Linked DNA regions of Mus musculus: all the other regions are linked to region 1. The links are chromatin loops, found by intact Hi-C in ENCODE. Cell type or tissue: heart. All regions are shown on one strand. Region 1 holds the start of Nampt (nicotinamide phosphoribosyltransferase). Region 2 has its middle 69 kb from the start of Gm40376. Region 3 holds the start of Sypl (synaptophysin-like protein). Region 4 overlaps Gm40376 (predicted gene, 40376). Region 5 has its middle 7.2 kb from the start of Gm40376.

Region 1 (5,000 bases):
ACCCTGTAGTTCCAGCTGCTCCTTCTCTGCTATGTAGAGCAGACTAGCCTGGACCTCACAGAAGCCTGCCTCTCTGGTTTCTGAGTGTTGGGATTAAAATAATTATGTGCCCTCCTAAGCCTGGACTTTTAAGTCTGTTTATATTTCCCTTTACGTTCAATCGTTTACACATAATACAGTAAAATATCTGAAAATTATCTTGGGATATTTACTGATATTTTACTTTTACAAAATGAGGCTTTTCTAAAATCACTAAGAATACCCAAAACACTTCAACTGAACTACATCATGCAGAGATTTTAGAGCCTCCAGTACCACAACAGAAATGGTAATAATCTTGAAAAGGTGATTTCCACTTTAAAATCCCATCTGAAGTAGGATGTGGAGGCACACACCTTTAATTCCATGACTTAGGAGGCAGAGGCAGGCAGCTCTCTGAGTTCAAGGCCAGCCTGGTCTACAAGGCAGGTTCTAGGACAGCCAGGGCTGCTACACAGAAACTCTGCCTCAAAAAACTAAAATGAAGTAAAATGAAATTCCATGCGAAAGACCACCTGTTGATAAATCTTGGACCCTTTAAAATGAAAAATTACTTACTTACAATAGTTTACCAAAAAAAAAAAAAAAAAAAAAAAAAGGACAAACTAGTATGTAAGCAAATGGGACTCTGAAACATTCAGATTACAGGGCTACAAAAAGTAAAAAGCAAAGAACCAAAACAAAACCACGAGAGTACTACGCCTAAATCGCTACTCAAAACCATCACGATGTTCAAGTAAATACTAAACTTGAAAGCTAAAATTTAATCTGTTCTCGCGAGGGTCCTACTAGTCTGACATTTTATCTTTTAAGCGTCTTGGCTAACAAACTTAACTGAAGATCAGTGCAGTTCATTTCACAGTGTGTATGGGGGGGGGGGGCGGGCGGGCATTTCTTCATCATTCCTCTCTTGGCTAAGGTGCATATCAAATGGAATTAGTGCAAGAGTCAACTCAATAGGCACCTTAAAGCAATGTGCCATTTTACTCTCCCCACAAATTCTCCAGGGTTATAACTCCAGTTCCTTTAACTCTTGGTGTTTCACTTTCCATTTCACAGAAATCACGTAGTTGATCCTGGAGAGCCAGAGCACACTGGCCTCTGCAACCAGGGGGCAGGCACGTGAATGATCCCTAGGTGCAAGGGAGTTGGAAATGCAACCCCACCGAGTGGGACAGCTGAATCAGACGCGGCTCCCGGGGCCGGGTTATCCTCCGCGCTGGGACCACTGGCTGGGTGAGGGGCACACCGCCAGGACCTCTCCCCGAGCTCCCCGGGGCAGGACCGTACCTGCCGAGCCAGGGGCTGTTACCTAACCGGCCCGATCGTCCCACGGTCTCATCCAGTCCTCCCTGTCCCAGAGCCAAGGCCGCCGGCGGCTACGGTAGCTGCAGCGTGCGCCCATCCCGCCGAGCCTCCGGCCGCGCCCCCGCCGCGGCGTAGGCCCCGCCTCCGGCCCGCGCCTCCATCCTTCAGCCACCGCGTTGCGGCTCCTCCACCTGCCCCATCCCGCCGCGCCGGCTCCCGCCGCCCCGGGCCCGGAGACCCCCCCCCCCCCCCATCGCAACTCCACCTTGTACGAGTCGGTGGCCAGCAGGATGTTGAACTCGGCTTCTGCCGCAGCATTCATCTCGGGCCGGAGCGGAGACGCCGCGCCACGAGCTGCCCGGCGCGGCTGCGAGCAAGGAGAAAAATGGGCTTCGCTGCGCTCCGTTGCTTAAGTCACCGCTCGCTCGCAGGGGGGCGGGAGAGCAGGGAACGGAGCGCGGGGAGGGGCCGGGAGGGCGGGCAGGTCCGTGACGCGGCGGTGGAGGCTAGCGCGCTCCCCTGCCCAGCGCGCTCCGGCGGCTTTCCCGGCGGCTCCGCGCCCCGCCCATCCCGGGGACAAGGGGCGGGGCACGGCTGCGCGTGCGCAGCGCAGGGGCGGGGGGGACTGAGGAGGACGTGAGGCACGCGCTCTGCCTCAGCTGCGCCCGCCCCGGGCCTAAAGCCGACCGTCACCCCAGCGCGTGACCTGGGCGCCTGCCTCTGAGGGGCGTGGTCTGATGCAGGGGCGTGGCTTGGCGTTCCCAGCCTCGCCCCTCCTGCCGGGAGTCTCTTTGCCCGCCCCAACCCGGACCTTCCTCTTGTCCTACCCAGTCCCTGCTCGTCCTGAGAGTCTTGTTGGAGTCACGCCACCAGCTAAGGCCAAGGAGCCACCCACTGTCGTCTCCCTGTTCCCGCACGCGCTGAATTACCTTTGTCTCCCGCTTGGACGATGGATGGAATCTTTGGTCCCCATCCGTCTTGTGGATTCCGATCCTCTAGATTTTCCTTTAAAATCAGAGGAGCTGCTTGCGGTCTGAGTTGCCCTGGCGCGTGGACTTGCTTTTCTCCGCGCTCAGTCTGTAGCTGAGCTCTTTGATCCTTTGAAGGCTGACTTTTCCTGGAGAAAAGCCTTTGCGTCTTAGGGAAAGGTTAAATTCAACCCTCTCAGACAATGTAGGGACAAGACCAAATTGAATCTAATATTGTTGGGAAGTAAAAGGCATACAGCCAAGTCTTATACAGTGGATCTGTTTTTTGGTTTTTTGTTTTCCTTTAAATCATTAAATCGTGGGGGAAAGAGCTAGTAACCTCCCAAATAAGCGAAGTGACGTCTGATGACGTCACCCAACTTCCATGAGCCTGTCCTCTTGTTCAGTTTTCACATACAGAGTTGCAAATTTGTTTTGCATAGAACTAAAATTCCCTTTGCATGTTTAATAGCATTTAAGAATTCTAAGATTTAGGCTTTGTTGTTGTTTTGTTTTTATGGAATACAAGTAGCAGGGGGAAATCGGTATAACTAAACTGGCACAGACTGCATCAAGTTAGTAGCTTCCTTTTGCCTTTGACTTCTCAACAATGTTAGATTCAGTTTGGTCTTGTCCCTTCATCGTCTGAGAGGGTTCAATTTAACCTTCCCCTTAAGACACAAAGGACTGTTGAGACTTTTCTCCAGGAAAAGTCAAACAGCTTTCAAAGGATCCAAGAGCTCAGCTACAGCATCCATTCATCTACAATTGACCGCCATTTTAGGCTGTTTTATGCGGGGGGTGGGGGGTGGGTGGGGGGTGGAGGTGGGGGTGGGGATAAGATTCTAATTACAAAGTAGTCTTTGTTCACGGTAGTGTTTTCTAAAAACAAAATTTGATCTTGCAATCTTTCAGTTTTTTTCCCTGTATAAAAATGAAAAAGCCCAAAATGTAAAAATGCTAACATTGTAAGCATACTGACATTGCTAGATAAGTTCAAGAGTAGGGTCTGCAGGAATATTACTGGCTTAATCCCACAGCAATCTTTAGAGGAAAAGGTGACTATTGAAGTTCTTAGAGTTCTTAAAAGCCCCTCTCCCGCAAAGGGCTATATGCTAGTGTGGACTGACTAGAAGGAAGCAGATCAACTTTTAAGAGTTGGGGTCTCAGATATAGCTGTCTCTTGTGAGACTATGCCGGGGCCTAGCAAACACAGAAGTGGATGCTCACAGTCAGCTATTGGATGGGTCACACGGCCCCCAATGGAGGAGCTAGAGAAATTACCCAAGGAGCTAAAGGGAACTGCAACCCTATAGGTGGAACAACAATATGAACTAAGCAGTACCCCGGAGCTCTTGTGTCTAGCTGCATATGTATCAAAAGATGGCCTAGTCGGCCATCACTGCAAAGAGAGGCCCATTGGACTTGCAAACTTTATATGCTGTGTGTCTCACTCATTCCCCTCTCTGTATACTAGCTCTGGTTCTCAAGGCCTTTGCCACAGACCCCAATTTGCCCCATCTGACTTGCTATTTATTCTTACCACATGTGTTAGATATTTGGCAATGGGGAAATACCTTAGAGAAATAGTTATAAAAGAGGAAACATCTATTTGGCTCATAGTTTCAGAGTTTGATCCATATCACTCAGTGTTGTCTTTTTTGGACTTGGAGTAGAGGAGGGAATCATGGCAGAATGAGTGATAGAGGAAAGATTCATAGAAGTCAAAAATGGAGGTGGTGAGGAGAGGGCAGGAATGGAGACAAGGTATAGTCCCAGGAACATGCCCTGATTACCTTCTTCTAGCAAACATCCAAATCATGACATTTCTATCATCTCACCAAATAGTACCATCAGCTGACAAGCTCTCAACATATAAGCCAGAAGAGGGCAGTTCCTATTCAAACCGTAAAATTCTACTTTTGGTCAAAGACTCATCACCATCTGATGTATAAAATGCATTTAGTCCATCTTCAAGAATCCTTAATATCTCAAAACTTTAAGTCCAAGCTCTCTGCAGAGTTCAAAACAAAATGTTAGCTTTCAAGATACAGTGGTACAGAGTAAGCATTCCCGCTCTGCAAAAGAGAAACGGGAACACAGGGATGAGGGATAGAAACGAAGCAAATCAGAAACACAGCAGGACACAAGTCAAATCCTAACTAGCATAACTTCATGTCTGACAATTGGGGCTGCATGCAGACAGGATGGAAACTCTGAGGCTTGGATAGCCATTTGTTTGAATATGGAATAAATTCTATTAAATAGTACAAGATTAAAAACCTTAGCTTTCATCAGTCCATGTTTATAAACATACCTATTTATATAGTTTGACATATACATTAAATGTAAACTATATCTTTACTGTAAGTCTAATGAAGGCTAAGTTTCGACCACATCTTTTCCCAAGGTAACCAAATGTATAGGCCATGTGTCAGATATTACTTGGTTCTTCCTATAAGACTGAAGGCCTACAGACTATATAGAACAGATTGTATAGATTGATTACAATTTGTTTGTTTGTTTGTTTGTTCAATTGATTGTTAGGTACCTATCTTAGCCTACGTCTGTTAGCAGATGTAATTCTCACTTGGGTTTCGTACCTAATCTTGCCTTGAAAGTCTCTGAAGACACATTTTGTTTTGTTTCCTTGTAAGTGAACAGGTAAGAGTCCTGAACTCACTC
Region 2 (5,000 bases), 160 kb after region 1:
ATCAGGGTTGTACCATTCTGAAATATCAATATTGTCAGGTCACATTTCTTCTTTCAGTTGGGTGTTTGCAATGCTCAGGAGGGACTGGAGTGTAGTAGGGCTGAGGTTTCTTTTAATTGGTGGTGGATTTTTTTTTCCTCTGTAAGACTAGTATTCAGACTAGCACTGGTCTGTATCCATAGCTCTCCCCTGAAAGAGCTATTACCCACAATGTAGATTCCCCACAAAATAAGTAATAATTAATTACATAACAATCTCCCCTTAAGTGGTAATCATTTTACATGGTAGAGGGCATTGACAGTACACTGTGAACAACGTATTAGGTATAGGTGGAGCCTTCAATATATAGAAGGTATAACAGGAAGAAGGGAGATAGAAAACACAGTATGATGGGTGGGTAGTAATGGACTGATAGATAGAATATAGCAGGGGGGAATGTAAATTAGAGGGGGAACTCCAGGTAACAAAACCAGTGTGTGTGTGTATGTGTGTGGGAGGAGGGTGGGATAAGGGGATTTTAGCTAAAAGTAGACTGAAGAGAAAGAGGTAAAGATATGTCATGAGATGCCAGAGAAGTCCAATGTGTCAGGAGGCTGAGGCACAGGGACCCCTGCAAACCAGGCTACACTGTGCTATTTGGAAGAGGAAAAAGCCAAAGTAATATAAGGAAAAGGGTAGGAGATGAAAAGTAAGTTCAAGCACACAGCATGGTCAAGAAGGTCTGATAAAATAACCTTGTGTATTAAACACAGATGGCACATATACAGAATGAGGGAAGTCTGGGTGTAGAGAGCAGATATGAAAACTCACTGGCCTGACTATTGACTTTCATTTGGACTCTCTCGAGCTCTTTCCCTGGGACTGGGAGGTCTTCTGTGAATAGGCTGTCCCATTGCGTCCCATGATTTTGATTCCAGGACCATTTGTAGTGCTTCAAAGTGAGTCTCTGGTTCAGTTACACCCCTGCAAACTCCTTCTGGTCTCCAGTTGAGACTGCTGGCTCTGTCCCTGCTAGCTCTGGCTAACATCCTACCAGCTACGAAGTCAGTGTGGAGGTTCCAGTGGAACTGGTTCTCACCAGCTTTTCAATCCACTGAATACGACTTCACAGTTTCCTTGTCGTTTTCTCCCAGTGTTTCACTTGTCAGGCTTCTGTGCATAGTACCATAGTGCTTGGTCTGAGTTTCCCAAATGTGTGGTCTCAGGCTGCTGAGCTACACTGGGATCTTACTCGGGAGTAGAGCCTATAAAATTCAAACACATGCATCCCTGCTTCACCAAAGTGGTGCCCTCAGAAGGGGAAAGACAAAAATCCCTGATTCCAGTAGCAGACAGAGGCCATTTCATCTATTTCCTCCATCTGGAGACAACTTGTGCAAATGGCTGACACACAGAAAAGGCCTCTTTTCTCCTGGGTCTGCTCATCAAAGTTGTAAACAAAGTTTTTAAGGTGAAAATTCCAAATTCTGACTAGGATTAGGCCCTCTCCATTCCCATCTCAATATGTCAATTTTTAAATTATGTAAGTTTTTAAATATAATTTCAATATGTAAGTTTTAAAATTATGTGAAATGGAAATTTAAGGGTTCTTTGGAAAGTTGGTTGGATGGTGTTTTGCTGGGGCAAACATGTGAATGAATTTTTTGTTAAAGTGGACACAGGTGTGGAAGACTAAGGCAGAGTCGTGAAGGAATGTTTCGATGAAGCAGACACAGGAGAGAGGATGTTCTGCTAAAGCAAGCATGTAAAAGGACACGTGATGACCTTTGCTAACATACATGTTGTTCCACCTTACATTGTGTAGTTGAGCTACATTTGTCGAGACTCCATAGAGAGAAGCACAACAAAATAAAAACAAAAACAAAACAACAACAAAAAACAAAACTTCTGGTGGTGTGCCGCAGTTTCTTGCTACGTCAGCCGACTTGGGCTGATTGGATGCACATGCTGAGGCAAGTCACATGGAGGACACATAATGTTTGGAGGGTATAAATAGGACTCCACAGAGTGACAGAGACAGAGTTTGGCTTGCTGGTACAGCTAGCTGTACAGCACTTGTGGGTCTCTCATCTTTACTTCCCTGGGAGAGGCACAGCCAAGAACTTCTCCTGGTGTTCCTGTTGGTCCTTCCTGCTTATTTGAGCCAAGGCTGAGGTCTGGCTGTCTCTGCTAGGTTGTGTCATAACTCACCTCTACCAAATTGGACTGCTGGTATATCTGTGAAGTGTTTTCAAGTGGATCGAGCTGCCACTGCCTACTAAAGTGTGAACTGAACTGTTGATTTCCAGACAACAGAGACAGTTGCTCCAAAGAACCTTTCTAAACAGTTTCACTTCCCCCATCGTTTTTCTTTCCCACTACCTCTGGTGGGTGGTGGATTACAAGGAAGGTTAAAGCATTTAAAGTTACAATTATGTCTTTATGATTCTCTGGATTTCCTCAGTGTCTGTTGTTACTCCCCCTTTTTTGTTTCTGCTTTTATCAGTTTGGATATTCTCTCTGTGTCTTTTAGTTAGTTTGGCTAAGAGCTTGTCTATCTTATTGATTTTCTCAAACAACTCTTTGTTTCATTGACTCTTTGTATTGTTCTCTTTGTTTCTATTTTATTGGTTTCAGTCCCCAGTTTGATATTTTCTGCCCTCTGCTCCCCTTGAGCAGGTTTACTTTTTGTTCTCGAGCTTTCAGGTGTGCCGTTAAGTTATGAGTATGGGACCTCCAATTTGGGTTATGAAGGCACTTAGTATTATGAACTGCTTCCCTTGTGTCCCATAAGTTTGATATGATGTGTACTAATTTTCACTAGATTCTAGAAAGTCTTTAATTTCATATTTGTATGGTCTCATTTTTCATAAAGTAGAGAGTTGTTCAGTTTCCACGAGTTGATAAGATTTCTGTTGTTTCTGTTGTTGAAATCCAGTATCAATCTGTAGCAGTCTGATGGCAGGCAGGGAGTTATTTCAATTTTCTAGTATCAGTTGAGAATTGTTTTGCATCCTGGTATGTGGTGAGAGGTGGGTAGTGAAGCCTCTCACTATCAGCATGTGAGGGTCAATATGTGATTTAAGCTGTTTCTCTTACCTTGTGTTTGGAGCATAGATGTTAAGAACTGAACTTTCATCTTGGTGGATTTTTCTTTGATGAATATGTAATATCCATTCACATCTCTTTTTGACTAATTTTAGTTTGAAGTCTATTTTGTTAGATATTAAAATGACTATACCAGCTTGCTTATTAGACCATTTTCTTGGGATATTTTTTTCTAGCCCTTTACCCTGAGGTAATATCTACTCATAATGTTTTGGTATGTTTCTTGTATGCAGCAGAATGATGAATCCTGTTTTCAAATCCACTGTTAATCTGTGCTTTTAATTAGGGATTTGAAACCATTGATATTAACAGATATCCATGAACAATGATTGTTAATTCCTGTTATTTTGTCTGGGTCTTCAATTTGTTTCCAATGATCAACCTGTCTGTTTTTATGCCAAAATAATGCAGTTTTTATTACTATAGCTCTGTAGTACAGCTTGAAATCAGAAATGGTGATGCCTCCAGTTTTACTGCTCAGGATTGTTTTAGCTACCCTGGATTTTTGTCTCTCTATATGAAGTTGAGAATTGTCCTCCTTAAAGTCTGTAAAAAATTGTATTGGAATTTTGATGGTGATTATGTTGAATCTGTAGATTGTTTTGGTAGGTTGGACATCTTTACTATGTTAATCCTACTGATTTATAAGCATGGGAGATCTTGCCATTTTCTGGTATTTTCTACAGCTTACCAACTCCCTGTTCAATAGAAGACTAATATCCAAAATATATAAAGAACTCAAGAAAGTAGATAGTTAAACAACAACAACAACAAAAACAAAAACAGCAACAAGTAATCTATGGGGAACAAATCTAAACAGAGTTCTCAATAAAGGAATCTCAAAGAAATGTTTAACATCCTTAGCCATCAGGGAAATACAAATGTAAACTAGGTTGTGATTCCATTTTTCACCTGTCCAAATGACTAAGATAAACAACATAAGTGACAGCCCATGCTGGCAAAGATGTGGAACAAAAGGAACCCTCCTCCATTGCTGGTGGGCATGCAGATTTGTATAGTCACTATGGCAATCAATATGGCAGATCCTCAGAAAATTGGGTATCAGTCTACTTCAAGACTTGGCTATATTACTCTTCAGTAGATATGGATATGTATCCAAAGACATTCCATCCTACCACAGGGACACTTGCTCAACTGTGTTCATTGTGGCTTTATTCATAAAAGCCAGAAACTGGAAACAACCTAAATGTTCCTCAACTGAAGAATAGATAAAGAAACTATGATACATTTACACAATATATTATTACTTAGCTGCTTTTTAAAAATAACATCATGTATATGGCAAATGGATTGAACTAGAAAAATCATCCTGAGTCAGGTAACTCAGACCCAGAAAACCACATATGGAATGAATTCACTTCTAAGTGGATATTAGCTGTCAAATAAAACTACAAACCACAGATCCAGTGGGGTTAGGTTAACGAGGAAGGCTTTAAGGGGGAAGCGTGGATTTCCCTGGGAAAGGGAAACACATCAGGAAACACTCACAGGAGAAGGGTTGGGAAGATTGTAGGAGTCAGAGGGGATAAAGGACACCAGGAGAGTATGACCTAATGAGTCTACTAAGCAGTGCTCACATGGGCTCACAGAGACTGAAGTAGCAAGCAAGGGGCCTGCATGGGTCTGCACCAAGTCCTTTGCATACATTGTGGCTGTTAGGTTGGTGTTTTTTTGGGAACAGATGTACCCCTGACTCTTGGGATGGTTTTCCTCCTAATAGGTTATCCTGTCCAGCCTCAAAATGATGGCATTTGCTTTGTCATACTGTTTCCCCTGTTTGCTATTGTCTCTTGGAAGCCTGCTCTTTTCTGAAGAGGAAACAGAGAGGGGGTGGATCCGGGGAAGAGAGGAGGTGGGGGGATCTGGAAGGAAAAGGTGTAGTTGGGACAACT
Region 3 (5,000 bases), 130 kb before region 1:
AGGATGTTGCTATAAACAATCTCGACGTCCAGGCCAGGCGTTAAATGGGCCGACAATTTAATGCGTCGGGGCAAGGGCTTTGCCTCGGCTTCTCTGACACACACTATTTTTAACAGGAGCCCATACCCGCCGCCAGCGAAGGGCGCAACCCAGGTCTAGCCTCGCCCGCGGAAGCCGCGGGCCTCCGGGCGGTCGGTATCAGTTGGACCGCAGCAGGAAATCCTGTCTTCCTTTGCGGATGGCAGTGGAGCCTGAGAAAAAAAAGCGAGCGAGCTTCCACGCCTCCGCGGCTAGGGGCGGCCGGGAGAAGCCGCCCACACCGGCGACTCGACTCGACGCCGGCCGCCATCTCCGCCCCGCGGCCTTCGAGCGTGGGGGACTCCCTCACGACCGCGTCCCCGCCTCCCGGCAAGGCGCCCCGCGCTGGACCGGGCGAGGTCGGCGTCGCAAGCTGCACTCACCCACTCGAGGATCTTGATGAAGCCGAGCGGCTCCTTGAGCGGGTTGAGGTTGATCTGGAAGGCGGACATCCTCTGAGGGAAAGGAGGGAAGAGAGTCAGGACGCGGGGCGGAGGAGGGGAGCGGCGAGACCGGAGCGACTCCGCGGCGAGAGCGGGAGGCGGAGCCGGCGGGGCTGGGGGCGGGGCCGGAGGGGTGGGGACGAAGGGGCATCGGGGCGGGACGGCCTGGCCTTTAAGGCGGGGCCGGGCGGCCGTTGAGTCCGCGCCCAGGAGACAGAGAGGGCGAGCCGAGACCAGGCCGAGGAGGGACTGGGAAGGGCTGGCTCCTCCCCCGGCCGCACCTGACTCAGCCGGCTGAACCGCTGACGAACCATGTTGGCTTTGGAAGCCATGCGTGTGCCGCGCCCCCTTCCCCAAAGCCTAGCTCTGTCTCTAACGCGCACGCGCGCTCCCTAGGCCCCAGACTCTTTTCCGGCCTTTGCGAGCGCGCGACGGGGGTGGGTGGGGTCGGGGGACAGCTGCGCCTGCGCAGCACGGCCCTCCACCTCGGTGGCGTTCTGGTTGCTATGCCCTTTTGTGGCTGTGACTGCCCGCCCTCACAACGGCCCGTTTTCTTCCCAGTGCTCTGAACTTTTGGGCAAATGTGTCAAGTGTGTACACAGACAAAGCCTCACTTCAAAGCTCGTGTTCAGGGCCCTTAAAGTCATAGTTATTGCAAAACTGCGGCCGTCTGGCGAACCTGCCTTATGTAAGGGTGCTTGAACGTATGATTCACCAAACATTTCCGCAGACATCGCAAAGTTGTTGGAGCCAGAGTAGGAGAAAGACCACCCATTTGAGATCATGGCTTGACAGGTCTCACAGGACAACTCATCTCTCCACCTCTATCCCCGTTTGGCGAGGCCTGTATTTCGTGCCGTTTTTTTTTGGGGGGGGGCGGGGGAGTGGGGGGGGGTCAAGTTAACTCATCTTTCATGATTTGTCTTAGGGAACACTCCCTCCTGCCACCAGAATGGGACCAATCTAGACATCTCTTCTCTGGCTTCCTTGTGCCTGGCCTTTTTTGGAGGGTTGGGATAGTGGCCTGTCTTCATGCATGGTGAGATAACACCAACATCGAAGGAAGATCTTTGCCACAGAGGATCCTAGTTCCAGCTCCCAGGTACTTATTTATATTTCCTAAATGTCAGTGGAGTATTCCATTAGAACTGACCACTACCCATGAACAGTTACTACCAAGCTAACACTTCCTCCTTCCTTCACTCTTATTTCCGTGTATTCCACTCAGCATTTCTCTTTAAGTCTTAAAAAAAAAAAGTTATTTTCTGCTGAGACCTGTTGGATAGGAACCCACAAGTAAATCACTTAGCTGTGCTTCAAAGGAAAAAGTATTCAAAGTAGAATTATACAAAATAGCCAAAAATATATTCAATGTAATTTCAAAATGAAATAGATGCTAACAGGATGGGATAATGCTCATCTTGCAACTTTATAGAGCTGAGAGGTCTGAAACAATTTGTACTCCCATGGTTTGTTCCTGTAGTCCTGTCACCAGGCAGCTGGCTGAGGTTTGCTTGACTGCACAGTTGGATAGGAATTGTGGGAAGGATAGGCAGGGGAAGCAAGTGAGGAGCTGGTCTCTTGTAGCCTTCATTTCTGTCAGGCAGCAGTGAGTGGTGGCTGAATCCCGACAGAAGCAGCAGCAAGTGGCACCCTCTAGTGTTGCAGCCCTCATAACTCAACCTTACAAATGTTCCGGTTTGTAAGTCTAGAACACTGGGGTTCCTCAACCCTTGGCAGCTCTTGGCCCAGGATGAGACCTTTGGCCCTGAAGGCTTAACAGCTATCTGGAGCTCTTGTGGTGCCAGGGCCTGCCCTTGCTCTTCTCTGGCTGATTATAAGGTTTTATCCGTTAGTCTTGGCTCTCTACCTCAGCTGCTAGGACTGTTCACTTCTGCCGCCTTAGACACAGGGTACCTGCTACTTCTGTGTGTGCCATTTTGCCGCCACTGCTTTCCAGTCTCTGCTGCTTTCTGTTCTGTGTCATCTTATCCTGCACTACTAAAAGTAGGCAAGACCACCTAAGAGCAGTTGTGTGTGTGTGTGTGTGTGGGGGGGGGGGGGTAAGGCTGCAATACCAGAGGAGCTTACAACACCAGAGTATCCTGACTCAGCACACTGAGTGAGCCTGAACGTCCTCTGATGTAGCCTAAGGACTATACCTACCAACACTGGACAAGCACAACTGTTTGTTTTAAATAAATTATACCCAACACTCTGAGCTAATCACAGATTTGTCTCTTAACGCTAGACCCCCTGTACTCACTGATAAGTGGATATTAGCCCAGAAACTTAGTATACCCGAGATATAAGATACAATTTGCTAAACACATGAAACTCAAGAAGAATGAAGACTGAAGTGAGGACACTATGCCCCTCCTCAGAATTGGGAACAAAACACCCATGGAAGGAGTTACAGAGACAAAGTTTGGAGCTGAGACGAAAGGATGGACTATCTAGAGACTGCCATATCCAGGGATCCAGCCCATAATCAGCTTCCAAACGCTGACACCATTGCATACACTAGCAAGATTTTATCGAAAGGACCCAGATGTAGCTGTCTCTTGTGAGACTATGCCGGGGCCTAGCAAACACAGAAGTGGATGCTCACAGTCAGCTATTGGATGGATCACAGGGCCCCCAATGGAGGAGCTAGAGAAAGTACCCAAGGCGCTAAAGGGATCTGCAGCCCTATAGGTGGAACAACATTATGAACTAACCAGTACCCCGGAGCTCTTGACTCTAGCTGCATATGTATCAAAAGATGGCCTAGTCGGCCATCACTGGAAAGAGAGGCCCATTGGACACGCAAACTTTATATGCCCCAGTACAGGGGAACGCCAGGGCCAAAAAGGGGGAGTGGGTGGGTAGGGGAGTGGTGGGGGGGGTGTGGGGGACTTTTGGGATAGCATTGGAAATGTAATTGAGGAAAATACGTAATAAAAAAAAAACACTAGACCCCCAAAGGAAGGGTTCCATGTCAGGTCACTGTGGGAATGATTCCAGGGTCATCTAGAGTGGGCATTGAGGAAGCAAAAAAAACTTAGATAAACTTTTTCAAACAGCTCTGGATGGCACTGTGCCTTTAAGAAGCAGAGCAGTCAGCTACAGTTTTTGCATAATTATCTCAGGGTGTCCATGAGATGTCCAAGATATTTGTTATTAAGCACATAGTTATTGTGCTCAAGGTAGCCAAATTGCTCCATTCTCAATGTCTATGCTAATTTGTAGGGAAATGAGCATCAAAAGGAACATTTAAAATAATAGTCTTAACGCACTTATTAGTACAGGTAGTGCCCCAGGGACAAATGTATTCCAAGATCTGCCTTAGTTCCAGCTATTCAGTAGACTGAGGAAAGAGGATCATTACAAATAGTTTTTTCTTTTCTTTAGTGGAGTCCAGGAATTGAAGTTGGTCCAGCCTGGGTGATATAATCTCAACCTGTTTCTTGTTTTATTTTTTCTTTTGAGATAGGATCTCACTCTGTAGCCTTGGTTGGCCTTAAATTCACAGATGTCCACTTGCCTCTGCCTCCCTCCCGAGTGCTGGGATTAAGGCATTTCTCAGGGTGGTGGTGGTGGTGGGGGTGGTGGTGGTGGTGGTGGTGGTGGCTTTCTCTGTCTATTATTGTAGTCTCAGGAATTACGATAGGCTGGATTCTTAACCTGTGAGGTATGCATTATATTGTCTCTCTTTTACTTTTTGACTCCTTTCTCTCCTACTTGTTCAAACCCACCAGTGGAAGGTCTTATTACAGCTTCCCAGGAAATCTGCCAGACTTGAATTTTAAGAGGGTCCCTTCATTGGCCCTGAGCCATTGTTTTTTCAATACAGAGACCACTTAGTGTGGTCTGAGCCACATCGGGTCACTTGTCAGGATTCATTTATAAGATCTGAATGGAACCACAGGAAGCATGAAACCTTAGTCACATGTGACGTAGCACTGCTGCCTGAGAAGGAGGTAAGAGTGGATGGCAGAGCCAGGGGTGTCTGCAAGAGTGTCACACTCCCATAACAGTAGCATTTCATTGAAAACATAACTGTTCAAACTCTGGGAAGACTGTTCAAGATGACGGTGAACCATGCCTACAACTGTGGTCATTTCCTCAACTCTGAGGAAAGGCCTGTGGAGACCGGACAGACGAGGGTGTCAAACATGAGATCCCCTGAAACTGGAGTCATAGTTGGCTGTGAGCTGCCATATGAATGCTAATACCCACCTAGGTCCCCTGCAAGAGCAGGCAGAATGCTTAGCTGCCAGCTCATTGTTCCAGTCCTCTTCTTATTTCTTTTATGAGGGCAATTACAGAAATAATGCTTGTAATGCCAAATTGCCCTATCTGAAGTCGTGTGTAGATCTGTATAGATGCTAAATAATTTGTCACTATTTCACTCTCTATTTGCCCCTTACAGAACATTTGCTGGACTATGGCACTGGGATTTAGAGATGGATGTTCAGAGGCCAGGAAGGATGCTCT
Region 4 (5,000 bases), 51 kb after region 1:
GTCATGACTCCTTTGGGCATAAAATGACATTCTCACAAGTATTGCCAAAGAGCACTGGAAAACACAGATATTACACTACAATTTGTAACAGTAGCAAAATTACAGTTATGAAGTAGCAGTGAAAATAATTTTATGATCGGGGGTCACCACAACATGAGTAACTGTATTAAAGGGTTGCAGCATTAGAAAGGTTGCGACTCACCACCTTAAACCAAAAGGCAGACAGCCCTCAATTTCTGGTTATTTTCTAAAAATTTCTCTGTCCCTTTTAGTAGATGCAGTAAAGAATGGAACAGAATTGTTGATATAGTTCACTGTGTTCTAAAAGGGAGATGTTTGTGCAGAACCAGTGGGACAAACACCAAAGAGAAACAGAGGTCAACCAGTTAATGTGAGAGCAGACTGTGATAAAGATCTAACTGGCCATTTTCCTATCTCTCTGGAACATCAGATGCAGTATTCTGGAAACGGCATGGACCAAGGGCAAAAGGGTAGAAGGATTCAGCTAAGCACCAGTCTGATGCACATACTGTTCAAAGACTGAGAATCGCCAGGCTTTCTCACGTGTGTGGACGTTCTTGAAACTGTGAATACACAAGAGCAAAGATGGAAGCTTGTTATTATTTATCCAGCCAAAAAACAAGAGACCCAGGCAAGTACGATGCTGTATACTATTTGGATAAGATAATGTTTAAAACTGAACTATTCTTATACCCACATAACAGATGAGGAACTAGAAGAGAGAGGGGCAATTTGTATGGTTACACAGTTAGGAAATGGGGAATCTAGACTTAAATCCAGACTAGGAACATGGAAGGCACCAGAAAGCTCTGAATAAGCTACTGAGACCTTCAGATTAGGAGATGACATCAGAATGTGCATTTTGACCTGGTGAGGGGCTGTGGGATACATCTGGTAGGAGCCGAAAGTCTGAAATTCTCCTCATAAAATAGGAGTCCTGGGATTACCTGCCTAGATCACAGACATTTGGAAAAGTCTGCATTGTTGATCATGAACTAAGAGCTGCACAGGGAGTGGAACTATTGATATAGGGGTTTTGTTGTTGCTGCTGTTTCTTTCTTTCTTGTTTGTTTGTTCAAAGTAAGAAGAAAGTGGGTTTTTCACTTTCATTGATTTCATAAGGATTTATTGGATAAGAGCCAGGCTCTTTGTAAGGCTTGCAGATACAGGAATGAAACTTTTTTCATTTTTAGACACACACACACAAATCGCAGCACAGCTGTGAATCCAACCAGTGAGGTGACTTGGTGATCTGTAGTATCAAGCAACGCTTCTGGTTTTCAGCTCTTGAGTACGGCTTCTGAAAGAGACAAACATTTGCACAGATGTTGAAGGTCCCTAGGTTCAGTCCAAGGCATAAGATCATAGTTTGGTTACTTAAGATTGTTGTTCCCTTCCTTTATATTCTCAGAGAAAAGAAGCCCATTGCCTCCAATGTTCTCATCGTTCTAGGGTGGCAGGATAGTTTCCAAAAATACGTGCGTTCAATGGACACATTACACCTCATGTGCACTGGAAATACTTGAGTCTGGGCTTCCTTTATCTACCAGCTTCTGTTTGATTGCCAAATACCCACCTCTCATTAATGATGGAATTTGTGGTTTTCTTCAATAATTAAGAGAGATACTCAATCTCAAATGTCTAATTGGCCCTAGATCTCAGGAGACAAGTGAGAACAATGGGCAGGCATGGAAGCTGTGGACCTTACACAACTGGATTCTGTTTCTAATATTACCACAAGTAGAAATAACTCCTTATAGATCCCGGCTACTAGCCACGATAGCTAATATCCCAACTCTCTTGTCTTCTTCACAGATACAGACTTGGCATCTCAGGGCTGGAACAACTGGGCTGCTAAATCCAGGTCTGGTAGTCAAGTTGTACATTACACAGAGAGAAGGAAACATGTGAGCAACTCTCATCAGGACACACAGAGAAGTTTCTTCAACACAGTCAAGGGTTTGGGTATAGTGCCCAAATGACTAATGTCCTTTATAAAATAGGAATTAACATTGTTGATGTGCATCTCAGAAAAAGAGTTTCTATGACACGTTCTACAGATGTAAAGGGTGGTGACTGATTAAAATATCCATCAGCTTTAGCAAGATAGAGTTTAATGATTTACTGGATGTGAGAAGAGGCAGAGAAGGGGGAAGGAGGAAAGGGAGGGAGAGGGACTGGAATTGAGAGTAAGGAAGGAGAAAGGGAGATGAGAACTGGATCCCACGTCTCTGAGCTCCAGGATGGGCAGCTTGAAGAAGAGGGGAGATTCTTTTGACTCAGGATTAGGGGGACCTACCCAATTTGTGTTCAAGTTTCCCTTTTTGTAGAATGGAGGAGTAATAGTATTTGTTTCAAAAAGTCAGGTGGAGGGAATGAGAAGCCTGAAATGCTGGCATGATGCCAAGAATTGCAATGGACGTCATAGATACTGTTGTTAGTTGCTTGAGGTGCTCCCTACAAATCTCTTCCAGTTTATTAGTCAAGGCTCCCTAATTTCAAAATATAAACCAGCTTGAATAAGTTATAGACAGTCTTAACAGGTTGGACATTGAGACTCTTAGTTGAAAATAATGTTCTGGGCACATTGGTTAGAAATCAAGGAAATGGATTTTTGTTTTTGCAGATCTGACTGAGACCCTGTCTTCATGATATTCTGGTTTTGCTTTTAGAAACTGCCAAATCACACATCACTTCTACCAGGGGAATGACACAGCATTATGAAACTCCCACACTCTCATGAGGGTGGCAACCAGGTTTCTTACATAACAAGGACTTTGGCACCTCACCCAGGGCTTGGTGGCTTGCCAGTCTTCCACTCCCCAGAAAAAGGCGTCAAGATTATTTGGATAGTTGGGTATGATCCAAGCTTAGGGCATGGGACAATGTACAGGGCAACACAGTGGAGGGGGCAGCTCCTAAGCATTCTGAGTAAACAAGCAAATGCTTCAAGGTCACTGGCACTTCCAATTCCATCAGAACATGCTTTGGGGGTGTGTGTGCCTGGGTCCAGACCTGTCTTGGACTCTGTGTAACTTCTAGAGTCACCTGAAGGGTCTTCAGTTCTCCACTAGGTCATGTGGAATAGAACTGCCCCCAAGAGTCTTTCCTGACACCTCAAACTGAGGGAAGTAGCACGGAGCACTTTCACCTGTGAGCAACAGTTTGCATAAGAGAGTCTAACTTTCCTAAAGGGAGGATGGACCCAGAGCCAAAAAAGATCAAGATCAACTTTCCATCTGGGAGGCAATAGCCTTCAGTGCCGGTAGTGTAGAAACTAGCTAAATTCTTATTAAAGTTCCAGCACAAACATTCCATTCATTTTTTATTCTGCTCTGTTAACACTGCTCGCCAGAGTCCGGATGGTTCTGTAGTGTGGGGTTGCTTTACCCTTCTAAGTCATCTTGCTCCAGTGAAACTAAACCCTGAGAAGGAATGATCCTGACTGCTTGTGTGTAACCTAACATTGCGTTGCTTGTACGTTAGTGAAATTAATGCCCTTTCCAGGATAAAAGGGTGACTGAATTAATGTCACATTATTGAAACCAGGCCTATTTTATAAGCCTTTGCTCTCATAGATCCCCTGGCAGAGTCTTGTTGAGTAGATTTAGTCTGGAAGATGGTTCTTATTCATGTCAGGTATTGTCCTTGGCATTTTCAACATATTGTCAGAATTTCAACAGCAGTACTTCTAAGTGCATGCTATTGCCCCATGACAGATGAGGGAACTTGCATCAGAGGAGTGGCTTTGGCTAGGAAAGGAGGTACAGGGGCCTGATAGAGCAGGTTTGCTGCATCAAAGCACCAACTTTTTACCTCTTGTTGGTACTACACAAAGGAGATGGCCATATACTGGGGGATTCTTCTGGTTTAGTCATTCACATTTGACTTGAACCTTCATTAGAAATTTCACTCAACCTTTTGCCAGATGGCAAGTGATTCTGAAGTGAAATTAGACTTTTGCGTAAGGATCAAAGTCTCATGGTTTGGGCCTGGCGAGACTGTTCAGTGGCTAAACGTACTTGTTGCACAAGCCTGATAAACTGAGTTTAATCCTAGAAACTCATGGAAGGAGAGATGTTGCCCACCTCCATACACACCAATATTAAAGAATAAAAACCCCTCTGTTTTAAAATCCCCCCCCCATCTTGCTTTGGTATAGCCAACAAGAATGTGTGTGGACTCCTTTGCCATTTGTGAGCAGACTGTAGAAAAACGTGATTGAGAGCAGAACTCAGTTCACCAAGGCCTGGCCCTGAGGGTCCTGCAGGGGAGTTTCCAGCAGTGCAACAGTTTCCATATTTCCTTGTTTTGCAGAAAGAGGTAGTTCAACAGCAGAGAAACACTCTCCACTTTGCACCCCAGCCCAAGAGAATTGGGGAGGGAGCAAGTATCTCCCATGCTGATTTCAAAGCTCCTTGCATGCTGAATTGGGCTATACATTTCCAAAACAGCTTATTGCCAATGTGCCAGAGAGCAGGTGTTGGTGATGGTTAACAACAGAAAGCATAAGTGTGCAAACAGTTTTGAGAAATTCTAGGTTTCTTCACGGCAGGTCATCTCAGTACTTCTGCAGTATTGATAAAGATCTGAGTTACGTCATGGGGACACAGATTGCATTGCTGTATAGTTGACTCGACTGCATAATTATTTTAGGGAGAACTATGTTGTCAGAACCTGGGAAGTGCTGTGTTAATCCTACTCTATCACCCTCCTGTCTCATCTCTGTGCCTTTGTTGATGTGACCAGCCATTTTTCTATTCATTCATCTTCTGCTAGGTAGAGAGCAGTGTCATGTCCCCGATGGATAGTCATAGTATATTTGGTGCCTTTTAGAATGAATAGTCTAGCTTAGAAGGTAAGAAACACACACAGATACAACTCGATTCTAAACAGGAAGAAGGAGAAGAAGGAGGAGGGAGAGGAGGAGGAGGAGAAGAAGAAGGAAAGAAAGAAAGAAAGAAAGAAAGAAAGAAAGA
Region 5 (5,000 bases), 100 kb after region 1:
CCCTATTTTATGAGCGGTTGTTTCTAGATCATATTCTTTCTCTGTCTTGTTCTCTGCACACATTGTACCATCCCTGACACATGGGGTTCTGTGGACTATGGCTTGGTCCTACTTGAATCACCTGGACATCTGATGAATATATTTGTTAGTTTCTCTTTTTTCAAAACAAGGACTTCCGATACAGCCCTGGCTAGCTTGGAGCTTGTTATGTAGCCAAGACTGGCCTGGAACTCAGAGAGACCTGCATGCCTCTGCCTTCCCACCATGCCTGGCACATTACTTGCTCTTCTACCTAGGACTGTGACAGCTCTTCCAGCAGCGGGGCCAAGACTCCCACCAGGCAATCTTAAGGAGATACTGTTGTTAAGAAATTTAATATTTTTTTATAAGTAGAGGCTCAATCACATTTTGCTACATTTACATTTTTTTTGGTACAAAAATAATGATATTCAAAAGTTCTGCTGCAAACAGACACCGTGTAGCAGGTTTACTGCGCTGTAGCAAGCAGCTTTCAAATGCAGGTTGTTTTTCTCTCACTGCTAGCAAGGTCTTCCAGGACCTGCCAACCTCATCTCAAATGTGTACAAACGCAGACTTCCCTGCTGCAGACACGCATGCACCACAGATGGTAAATAGTTTTTTTCCTTTAAAAATGTGGGTTTATTTCCTGGGCCATTAAAATGCAAATGCTGAGAAGTGAACATGCCTCCCCCAATTTCTGCAGCTTTGCCAGAGCCACTGTTCCCAAACCAATCCTAAACACAAATGTCCTCTGGGTGGTGGTGGTGGTGGTGGTAAAGGCATTCCCAGAACAAAAGGTTGTCCATGGTACTATTACCATAAAGAGAGAGAGAGAGTGAGAGAGTGAGAGAGAGAAAGAGGTAGTCGTGACCCTTCTGAACTTTAAAATGTAGATACATCAACAATCATAAATGTTTTAATCAATATGTCACTTTATACTAAATTGGAAAAGAATTACATAATAGGTTGAAGGGGTAGCTGCACAGCGGGCTGATGCACAGCGGAGCTTTAAGAGAGCAATGCTAGCTAAGTCCCTCAGTTGGAAGAGCCAGGAAATCAGCTTGGGGAAAACAGCTTTGTCTGCCCATCCACAACTTTAATCCTCAGATCCTCCTTCAAAGGTCTGGGATAGTCATCCACAGCTAGGAGACCTAGGTGATCTGATTTTTTTTTTTTCGAGGAGAAGAACGTTCCAAGTAGGCAGGGGTGGTGACTCCCATAGCGTGACCCACAGGTGAACCCTGAAGAAGTCCCTGAACTCAGCACACCATGGCCATGCTCCAGTCACGGGCACTGGGAAGTCTCTCTGTCTTCAACACTGACAGTGCACACAGGCAAAGCTAGGGAGGTTTGAGAGTGGGGCCTAACCTCTCAGTGTCAGGGCAGGGAGGATGGAGTGGACAAATGGTTCTACTTGTCACACAAGGGATTCATCATGAAGAAGAGATCCAGGGAAGTAAAGGCAGACAAGCTGGGAGGACGGGACCCGGTAGGACTTTGAAGATGAGGGAACCTTCCAAAGTTTCAAGCTGGTTGAGGCTTGAACCAAAAACAGCTGGGCGCCTGATCCAGGCTTTCCCTCATCTGTGGCTTGAGTCTTTTGGTGTCATAGCCATGAAATCATTATTATAGATAATTCATGCAGGTTTTTTTTTCTTCTATGTCTCTCCAGGCATTGTACATTTAAGCCTTCAGTCCGTTTTGAGTGTAATGTATGGTTTAAGAATCTAATTTAAGTATCTTGTTATGTAGTTTTCTTAATATCCTGAGTATTTATACAAAAGAATTGCAATAAGGCTCTCAAAGAGGGCTCTGCACTACTGTGTTGCTTGAAGGGAGACTATAAGACATTATAGGTAAGAGTAGGGAGAAGGCTTCCCTCCCAGGCCTTGTGTTTTGCAGAGGACCTTCCTAAACACTCTTCCAAATTGTCAGCACATATAAGAGGAAGAAATAGGAGCCCAGACCCAAACTTTTAGATAGCCTTGAAGGAAAGGCACAAACTAAGTCAACACCCATATTCTTCTCTCTTGGTCTTTCCTTCAGAAAGAACAAAATGGATAAAAACTCCATTTCACTGACCACAATCTGACAGAATTGAAGTCACAGAAAATAGAACAGGCAATTGATAACATCAACTGTTGTGGGGGAGGAAGGGAGGGGCTGCAAAGGAGCAGAGGGAGGACACAGAAGGTGGAAGGAAATAGTTCTTGTCCTGCCCTTCCTAGGCTGCATTTCAACAAGCGCTACCCCAAGCTGGCAGCAGGCCCACCTTGACTTAGCCAGTCAGCACGGCTGAAGCAGAGCAGGCTGCCAGAACTGTTTGTTGCTAAGAGAAATAAAACCCTGGCAGAGGCAGCCTGGAGTGAGCCAGTAAATCAGATGATTCTCCTGATTTCCACAATTGTGTGAAAGTCACATGGCAAAAAAAGCCAACACATCATCTTAAATGAGTCTCTCAGCACCCCGAAGTCAGCCAGATGACATCTTTAATAAAACATGACATTTATTCAAATTTCCGTTTGAAAATTTCTGCCTCTTAAGGAGAAATGAGCATTGCATTCAAAGGGTGTTTGGCTTGCTTAGGAAAATATGTTCTTCAGTTTATATGCTAAGTACAGAGTATAGCAAGCCTATTATAGGCATGGAACAGATAAGCATTCCATAGGTGAGGTGTGGCCATGGGGTATACAATCCTTTGACTATAGAGATAGCTGCCCTGTTGAGAGAACGTAGGCTCATATTTCATAACAAACCAACAGCACAGCCAATGAGAGGCCCATAATTAAAATCATAAGTAATGGTGACCTTGAATGTGGTAGGAAAGCAAGAGCTGGGTCACCACTGGCCATTTCTTGGAAGTCGGCTTTGGCAAATATGACCAAAGAAGTGCCTTGATCCCCCTTCACCATAGAAATACAAAGGGAAAGGTGATTTAATCTTAAAAGTGGTATCTCAGAGGCTAGCATAATAAACAGTAGCAGCAGCATTTTTAAGAACTTTACTAATGAGGAAGAAACACTGACATCTTAAGATCCAGAGAGACAGGACTTAGATAAAATTAAAGTGCCTTGGCAGTCTGGTCATGTCCTAAGACAGGTCCTAGCTCCCTCAGATATAACTGACTTTTTTGTGTATGCAATCGGTTCTTACTACATAAGCGGATAACCATATTTCATGTTGTTCCAAAGGTCAGAGTAGAACCCAATGTTTCAAAAAACAAACAAACAAACAAACAAAAAAACCCCAAAAACCCAACCAAACAAAACAAACAGGACAAACAGTGACAATGCAGTGGGTGGCTTTGAATGCAGAGTGATGTGACTCTGAAGCTTTTGGGTGTCTGTGTGCAGTGCTCGTCTAGGGTCATGTGATTCCTTAGCAAGGATTTCTTCCCCTCAGAAGTAGCATCTTCCCTCCCAGTCACTGACCATCAATGTGAGGCACAACCACTACAAGGTCTAAACACCACAGCTGGTCCTGTCACAGTGACTTTTCATGGAATCTGGCCACTTAGATGTGCTAGCACTTGCCTATCCCTATCCCTGTGGCTGACTGGAGCTCCTGCCCTTACGGCTCATAGGAAAAACATCTCCCTCATCTCCCTCCCTCTCCAAGAGTAGGAGTCAATGTTTCAATAAAAACACATAAGAGAATGGTCCAGCTGCCTGGTGATGCAGTAGGTGGTGTTGAATGTAGAGTGTCCCTGCTCCTTGGAGCTCTTAGGTATCTGTGTACAACAATGAACTCTGCCATGTGTTTGCACTCCCCAGCTCATGGCCAGATGAGAGGACAATCTTCTTGCCTGTGGCCATGTCAGTTTTATCCCAGAATGAAATCCCCGACACTGTCTCTCTGTTCGTCAGCTCAGCTCCCACGACAGTTTATCAGAGAAAAAAAAAAGGAAAGAAAGAAAAGAAAGAAACGTGTGAGTGGAACCACGGCAGGGAAGCAAGAGCCTGAGATCTGGAGAAAACCAAGGCTCTCCGCTAAGCTTGAGCCAGCTCCGATAGAGAACGAAGAGCTACCATCAGAGTTGGAGACACTGATTTGACCTAATGGCAGGGTGGCAGCTGCAGAAAGATTCTCATAGTGTATCTTTCCTAGGAAATCAGCTTTTCATACTTTCTGTTTATATCTGCAGTAGGTGTAAAAAAAAAAAAAACATTCTAGAAGGGTTCGTTCTAAGTCACTATTAGTTTGCTGTCTGGTTGCTCTTGGAAACAGACCAGATTGGAGAGGAGGTCAAATGAGACCAAGCATACCTTGTTGGCTTCAATGGTAAAAGAAAATAATGTTTATATATTGCATAGATAAGAAAAAAAAAACCAATTTAAATAACGTATGCATGTGTGTGGGAGCAAACATACCACACACACACACACACACACACACACACACACACACACACACACTTAAAGTTAAGAGTTGTTTATTTTTTTTTTCCCTCCTCTGGAGAGAAAAATTCCATTTCTAGAGGGAGGACTAGGAAGGACTTTTATTACAAGTCCTTCTGTAAGTGAATTTTGTATTATGTGCAGTTACTATAGAAAACAAAACAACATAATTCCAAATAAATCATTAATAAATTTAACTTTAAACCTTAGCAATGAGACTGGGAATGAACTAAAATTTTGTTGCAAAGGTTGGCTACATAATTTAGGACAGCAGTCTGAGCTCTCAGAAGGGGACTGAGGAAGGGGCAGGGGTGGGGGGAGAGGAGAGCTACTGCCTGTCCTTTGAGATAAGACAGGCCAGGGCCAACTAGGATCTAAAAGTCCAAGACCAGAGACAGAATCTTTGAAGCTGATGCCAGAAAGCAAATGGTACCTACACCAAGCTCGAAGTGCCTTAGGTTGAGAAACAGAGTTTAATGTAAGATAAAGCCTGGTAGGGTTGAACCAGAGAAGCCACCCCACCCTGTCAACTTAAGAAAGAAGGAGAATAAACTTATGGAGTTGAGGATGTTACTCTGTGGG

The links. A loop is a pair of places that touch in the nucleus more often than their neighbours do. Peaks named below come from ENCODE experiments on the same cell type or tissue, not always from the same donor. Only the 100,000 strongest peaks of a DNase experiment are listed, where the experiment ranks them.
Region 2: it touches region 1 in a loop (2.3-fold over the local background); 5 of 42 quality-filtered maps call a loop at or near these places.
Region 3: it touches region 1 in a loop (3-fold over the local background); 4 of 42 quality-filtered maps call a loop at or near these places.
Region 4: a loop joins it to region 1, with 4 times the contacts of the local background. A loop is called at or near these places in 4 of 42 quality-filtered maps.
Region 5: a loop joins it to region 1, with 3 times the contacts of the local background. A loop is called at or near these places in 6 of 42 quality-filtered maps.

The regions. Positions count from the first base shown.
Region 1 is chr12:32,817,239-32,822,238 of GRCm38, reverse strand. Nampt (nicotinamide phosphoribosyltransferase) reads right to left here and starts at 1,904. Exons shown (of 11, transcript NM_021524.2): 1 at 1,613-1,904. The coding sequence starts at 1,669. In heart, CTCF peaks have their summits at 1,125 and 2,277; DNase peaks (open chromatin) are centred at 1,318 and 2,078; H3K4me3 peaks cover 2,589 bases; H3K27ac peaks cover 2,436 bases.
Region 2 is chr12:32,653,557-32,658,556 of GRCm38, reverse strand. No RefSeq gene overlaps it. Among named protein-coding and RNA genes, the nearest start is that of Gm40376, 69 kb to the left of the region's middle. In heart, no CTCF peak of the experiment used is centred here; a DNase peak (open chromatin) is centred at 2,136.
Region 3 is chr12:32,949,821-32,954,820 of GRCm38, reverse strand. Sypl (synaptophysin-like protein) reads right to left here and starts at 635. Exons shown (of 5, transcript NM_198710.3): 1 at 462-635. The coding sequence starts at 530. It overlaps 4933406C10Rik (RIKEN cDNA 4933406C10 gene), which reads left to right and starts at 1,032. Exons shown (of 6, transcript NR_044986.1): 1 at 1,032-1,316; 2 at 1,450-1,623. In heart, a CTCF peak has its summit at 2,175 (motif pointing left); DNase peaks (open chromatin) are centred at 850 and 2,180; H3K4me3 peaks cover 1,778 bases; H3K27ac peaks cover 1,730 bases.
Region 4 is chr12:32,766,374-32,771,373 of GRCm38, reverse strand. It overlaps Gm40376 (predicted gene, 40376), which reads right to left. Exons shown (of 3, transcript NR_168680.1): 2 at 1,223-1,321; 3 at 1-584. Among named protein-coding and RNA genes, the nearest start is that of Gm40376, 44 kb to the right of the region's middle. In heart, no CTCF peak of the experiment used is centred here; a DNase peak (open chromatin) is centred at 2,843; H3K27me3 peaks cover 398 bases.
Region 5 is chr12:32,715,008-32,720,007 of GRCm38, reverse strand. No RefSeq gene overlaps it. Among named protein-coding and RNA genes, the nearest start is that of Gm40376, 7.2 kb to the left of the region's middle. In heart, no CTCF peak of the experiment used is centred here; a DNase peak (open chromatin) is centred at 2,287.